2 separate regions of the Homo sapiens genome follow, and region 1 is linked to region 2. A link is a loop called in an ENCODE intact Hi-C map of the cell type or tissue named here. Cell type or tissue: thyroid gland. All regions are shown on one strand. Links, peaks and the distances in the headings refer to the core of each region. The heading gives the core; the rest is flanking DNA.

Region 1 (2,908 bases), core at 270-2,769, 86 kb before region 2:
ATATGTGTTTTACCTTGATTGTAGTGATGGTTTCATGGTTATGTGTACATGTACAGACCCATCAGCTTGTATACACTAAATAGGTGCAGTTTTTAATATAACAATTACATCCCAATAAAGCTGTTGAAATAAATGAACAAATAGAAGTGACATCACATTTTCTAGAAGTAGTACCTCTTACCAAGGAGGAGCTGATTGACAGGTGGTTCTGAAACAGAATTCTTGATTTTATCGAATCACAGGCATGGCCATGCGTCCCGTAGCCCCCTCTGGTACTGCCCCTCCCACGCTTCTCCATCATCTACTGAGATACTTTATGATTGTGGCTCCTGGAGCACCTCCATTGAAACCACCTGGCTGCATGTTCCATAATATCCAAGTCTCAGGGTTGGGAATAGCATCTTAACAAGCTCCTATGCTGACTTCTGAAGCACATCAACATTTGAGATTTATTGGCCTCTAAGGTAAGATCCAAACCAAATAACATGTGATGTACAAGATCCTTCATGACTAGGTTTTTCCACCTTACTAAAACCATCTGCCACTGTCTCCTGCCTGCCAGTGATCTGTGCTATGATACTGAATAAATGGAAATTAATAACCCAGCACTCCAGCAGCTCTTCACTCTATTCAGAGCACTCCTTAGGCCCTTCTTTGCCTCGCTAACTCCTAGTCCTCTGTCACCATCCTGGCCAGAATGATATCCCCTCAGAAGTCTTCTCTGCCTTCTCCCACCTTCAAAAAAAAAAAAAAAAAAATGCCACCTTCTGTGCTCTTGTGATATTTACTATTTTATTTCAAAATGAGCAGTTTACATATTTCTTTTCACCTCCCTGGGGGCCAGGAAAATAGGTTATCATGTATCTCTAGATTCCTTTACCTGAGAGTGCTTGACATGTAGCAGGATTGACTGATCCAAAAAGCTGGATCATAGTTCAGGGAGAGGGTGTTTATAGAGGATCATGGTGCTGATTTTGTTGAACAAAAAAATAGTAACCATGAAGATCAAATTCCCGGAGGAACTGAAAAGCTTAGAGAGAGGGTAATGGTTATAAAAATACTTCTCTATCCATCTATCTACATAGATACAGACAGCGCATGCGCTATGTGTCAGATGCTGTGCTGAGAGCATTGTAAGCTCTACTTCAATTCATTTTTACAACAGTGCTACTGTTATTTTGTCCCTTTGACAGGTGAGGAGAGAAGCATAGAGACATGAAGCAACGCTATGCTATAAACCAAATGTTTGTGTTCCTCCAAATACATATGTTGAAATCCTAACTCCACCGGCCAGCCCCACCATGTGATGGTCTTAGGAGTTAGGGCCTTTGGGAGGTGATTAGGTCATGGGGGTGGAACCTCATGAATGGGATTCATGCCTTTATAAAAGGGGCCCGAGAGCTCCTTCACCCTCTTTCCACCGTGCGAGGCTCTCATGAGAAGTCGGCTGTCTGCATTTGCAAGAGGATCCTTGTCAGAACCAACCATGCTGGCCCTGTGAGCTCGGACTTCCAGCCTCCAAACCACGGGAAATACATTTCTATTGTTTCTGTGCCACCCCAGCTATGATTTTCTGTTTTAACAGCCAGAGTGGGTGAAGACAAGCAGTGTGCCAAAATACAGCTGAATTGCTTGGATCCAAAGCCAGGCCTGGCTCGTGCCAAAGTTCCTGCTCCAGCCTCGAGGAGGAAGAACCACTCAAAGTGACACGGGAGAGAGGAGACGGCCTTGTTGATGGAGCCTTGGCCCCGAAGCCCCACTCTGCCCCTAAGCAGCTCCGAGACTGGGCACAAGCTGCTGTCCTCCCCAGCCTCAGGATCCTCGTCTATGCCACAGGGCCAGGAAGAGCACCACCTCCAGGGCTGTGCCGTCCTCAGCCCAGCGCCTGGCACCCAGCCACTGTGCCCATCATCGGGTTGTTCTGAGAATGAAAAGGATTAATGAATGTGAATGACTCCTTAGCAAGCCTTGTGGCAGTGAACACAAGAAGGGGGGAGTTATTTTTGGATTCTAAACAAAGCCTGGGTCAGCAGGGACCCGCGGACCTGGAGGGAGAGCGTGTGGATAACAGCAAGAGTTTTAGAGCGCGTGGCAATCCTTTGCCCTGACCCCTGGCATGCTGGAAATGGTCTGTGGGCAGCGCAGGGTCCCCCAGGGCCAGTTCTGGCTGTGCACCCCAGCCCCGGGCCCCTCTGAAGCAGAGACTGCTCACATCTGAAACACCACGGCTCCTTCCTGGCAGAAGCGTGTGAAGGCAAACTTCAAAGTGTGTGTCAGGATCCTCTTCTGCCTGCAAAGATTAAAAAACCCCTCGAGAGACTCAATAACCTGCGAGCCTTCACACGCGTAAACTGGTATCTTTTTGAGAGGAACACAGAACCTGGAAGACATTGATATGGCAGGATTTTCAGAGCTCCCGTGGCACAAGAAAAGTGGGAAGGAAAGATGAATGCTTTATGTTCTAAAGAGCAGGCCTGTGCCTTTCATCCTGAGATTAGAGGCCTGGATGCCAGGCTCTCACCCCTGAATGGGTGATGTTCTTAAACAAAGGGTGAGGGTGGAGGAGGGGAGCAGGGCACTGCCATTCATTCATTCACTCCACAAACCCATCCTAAGTGCCGTTCCAGGCTCTGGACTAGGCTCTGGACACAGAGAGATTCAGAGACCAGCCCCTGCTGCTGACTTGCAGTCCAGCCAGGAGACAGCTGCGGGAGCCTGTGGAGAGCCTTGGCATGGGAACCTAAGGGAAACCTAAGGAGGTCTCTCACCCTTCCTGGGAGGGTCTGGAGGGCTTTGCTGAGGAGGAAAGCCATGAATTTGAAGAATGAGTCAATGCTCATTTGAGGAAGAGGAGAGAGGGCCTCCCAGGCAGAAGGGACATGAGCAAAGGCCTGGAGCCATGAACAGG
Region 2 (2,908 bases), core at 322-2,821:
GCACCTATAATCCTGGTTACTTAGAATGCTGGGGCAGGAGGATTGCTTGAGCCCAGGAACTTGAAGCTGCGGTGAGCTATGATTACATCACTGCACTCCAGTCCTCCAGCCTGGGTGACAGAGAGAGACCACGTGTCTTTTTTTTTTAAAAAAAAGGAGAGGGAGCCCTAAAGATCATCTCTTTCAACCCCCTTGTTTTACATGTGAGGGACTCTGAGACCCTAGCAAAGTATTGGAAGAAGCACCGACTGTCCATTGACTTTCTACATCCCCAGCCTGCTCTTTTTCCAGATGTTTTAAGCAGTAAGTTAGACACATTCCTTTTTGAGATAGTCCACAAATATGTGATGAAATATACCCTGTCCTTTGCCCCCTGAGAGGTGGAAGAAGGCAGGCACATGCTCTCGGGGAGCTCTGCATCTCGCTGGAAGAATTGGGACACTTCCAGTGGTCAGGCATCCATGTCTTCCCTGAAGTCTAGAGAGACGAGTGGTTCTCAACTGGGGACAATTTTAACTCCCAGGGGGACATCTGGCCACGATTTGAGACATTTTTAGTTGTCATACTGGGGGAAGGGAGTTGCTATACTGGCATCTAGTGGGTCAAGCCGACGGCTGCTGCTAGACAACCTGAAATGCACAAGACAGACCCCCACAACAAACAATGGTCTGGCCCAACGATAATAATCATTGGGCTTTTCCCCTTCAGCTTCCTGGGCTGCTGTAACAGTTCTTCGTGCCCCACCACAGCCACACCATGCAGCTGCCACGTGACTCAGGGCAAAGATGTGTCCTCAGCCCGGGAGGCCCCAAGCAGCCTCTAGAGAAAGGGAGCTCACCTCGTCTGTTCCACGAGACCTTACATGACTGAGTGCGTTCTTCTTGGTAGCAGGTGGGAGTCTCTGCCCACACTTCCCCACTGATCACATCTGCGAAGGGAGGAGGAAGCCTTACATAAGCGCAGCCTCAGAGAACCTTCTGTCATTTTGGCAACACAGGGCCTGGAGAAGCCCCTCCCTTCCAAAATCTCATGGGGAGCACGGTTCTGTTCTGAATGGGCGCTGGAGGGTTTGCCTGCTACCTGCAGGATACAGGTACATCTGAGCTCTTTAGCCTTTGAGATTAGACTTGCCAGCCTCATCTCCATCCTCCACAACCACAGCCCCCATTCCCGCCACACTCTTCGCCCACACGTCCTGTGCTGCTTGGGGCCAGCCAACGTGCTTCCATCGTGGGGCCTCTGCTCATGGTGTCTCCTTCCTGTAACATCCCTCCCTGCCTTGATTGCCTGCACAAGGCCCATGGGTGAGACGGTTGTCTGTGAAGCTTCCAGACCCTTCTCCCTGCCCTCCCTGCCAAACAGCCATGCTCTCTCCTTGCTCTGTTGATTCCAGGCACACCTCCCCAGCCGTCATAGCTCGCTGGATCAGAAGTATTTGTAGGTGTCTTATCCCCTTTCCACCTGCTCCCAGTGGAGGCCAAGTGCCTCGTGCCAGTGCCTGATTCATGTTTGGGGCCCAGGGCCTAGCACAGGGAAAGCTTATTGAATAATCAAGCAAGTGAGTGAACAAATAGGTAGATGGGGTCTCACTAGGCTCCTTACTCTCAGAGTGACAACTTCCAGGACCTCATGGTTCCCTATTGGTCACCTGGTGTCTGGACACAGGCCACGTGGCCTCAACTCTGCCTCCTCATTGAAACTGTATGATCAGCTGGGCATGGTGGCTCATGCCTGTAATCCCAGCACTTTGGGAGGCTGAGGCAGGCAGATCACTTAAGGTCAGGAGTTCAAGACCAACCTGGGCAACATGGTGAAACCCCATCTCTACTAAAAATACAAAAAGTAGCCAAGCATGGTGGCAATTGCATATAATCCCAGCTACCTGGAAGGCTGAGGCAGGAGAATCGCTTGAACCTGGTAGGTAGAGGTTGCAGTGAGCCAACATCAAGCCACTATACTCCCTCCAGCCTGAGTGACAAAGCGAGACCCTGTCTCAGAAAAGAAAAAAGAAGCTGTATGATCTTGAACAAGTCACTTGCCCCCTCCAGCCTGTGCATCCATCGGTAGCCAGCTGTCACATCGCAGCGCACTGTGTTCCATGCATCCGAGGATACGTGGTGGTCCCAAGTTGGGGAGGTAATAGATCTTAACCGAGTTCAGGACTGTCCCTAATTCTTCTCTTGCGGTTGCCCTAACTGGCCCCCAGATAGCACTGCTCCTAGGCATGAATACAGTGAAAGAAACATTTTCGTGCACTAATAAAATTACCTTCTGTAAAGAAGGCAATTTGCATGTTAATGTTTTGGGTGATTCGATGCAGCTCCAGTGCCCTCCAGGCTGCAGTTTCTCTCTGACAAAGTGACAAAAATAAACTCCCGCATAAAAGAGCATTTCTCTTCTCTCTCATTTGTGCTCTAACGTGACATTCTTAATGTGAGTCAAGTTGAAACCCACTGCTCTGTCTTATTTTTGACACTGATCTGCCTCCTGTCACCGCTCCAAATGGCAGGCCAGCTTTGAAGAGCTCCTCAGAGGGGTCTCACCTTGAGGATAGGGCTCAGTCCACTTGGTGAGTGGGCACTGCTCTGCCCTGCCCAAGGCTGAGAAGGCTGAGGCTGAGGTCTTCTGGAGATTCTAGAAGGCCCCGCCAGTTAACTGCTGGACAGTCGGGGGGATGGGGAAGAGGGTTGCTGTTGGTGGCTGAGTTAGGGCCAATTTGCCCGTCTTCCAATTTGCCCATCTTTGGATAGAATGGGAATTCTGAGCCGCAGCCCTCCATGAGAATACTCTTTATTCTGCCAGGCTTGGCCCCTCTCATGACTTAAAGACAATCAAGAAAGAAGGCCATGTTTCCAGTGTGTCTTCCATGTGCCAGACACAGGCCCAGCCCCTTATGTCTGTTTTCTAT

What was found. A loop is a pair of places that touch in the nucleus more often than their neighbours do. Peaks named below come from ENCODE experiments on the same cell type or tissue, not always from the same donor. Only the 100,000 strongest peaks of a DNase experiment are listed, where the experiment ranks them.
Region 1: it touches region 2 in a loop (1.9-fold over the local background); 2 of 110 quality-filtered maps call a loop at or near these places.

What each region holds. Positions count from the first base shown.
Region 1 is chr9:121,925,479-121,928,386 of GRCh38, reverse strand. The region is part of intron 6 of TTLL11 (tubulin tyrosine ligase like 11); the gene reads left to right. Among named protein-coding and RNA genes, the nearest start is that of TTLL11, 170 kb to the left of the region's middle. RefSeq lists an enhancer at 1,748-2,248. In thyroid gland, for the core only: no CTCF peak of the experiment used is centred there; a DNase peak (open chromatin) is centred at 1,656.
Region 2 is chr9:121,839,497-121,842,404 of GRCh38, reverse strand. All of the region lies in intron 8 of TTLL11 (tubulin tyrosine ligase like 11), which reads left to right. Among named protein-coding and RNA genes, the nearest start is that of DAB2IP, 190 kb to the right of the region's middle. In thyroid gland, for the core only: no CTCF peak of the experiment used is centred there; a DNase peak (open chromatin) is centred at 1,444; H3K27ac peaks cover 517 bases.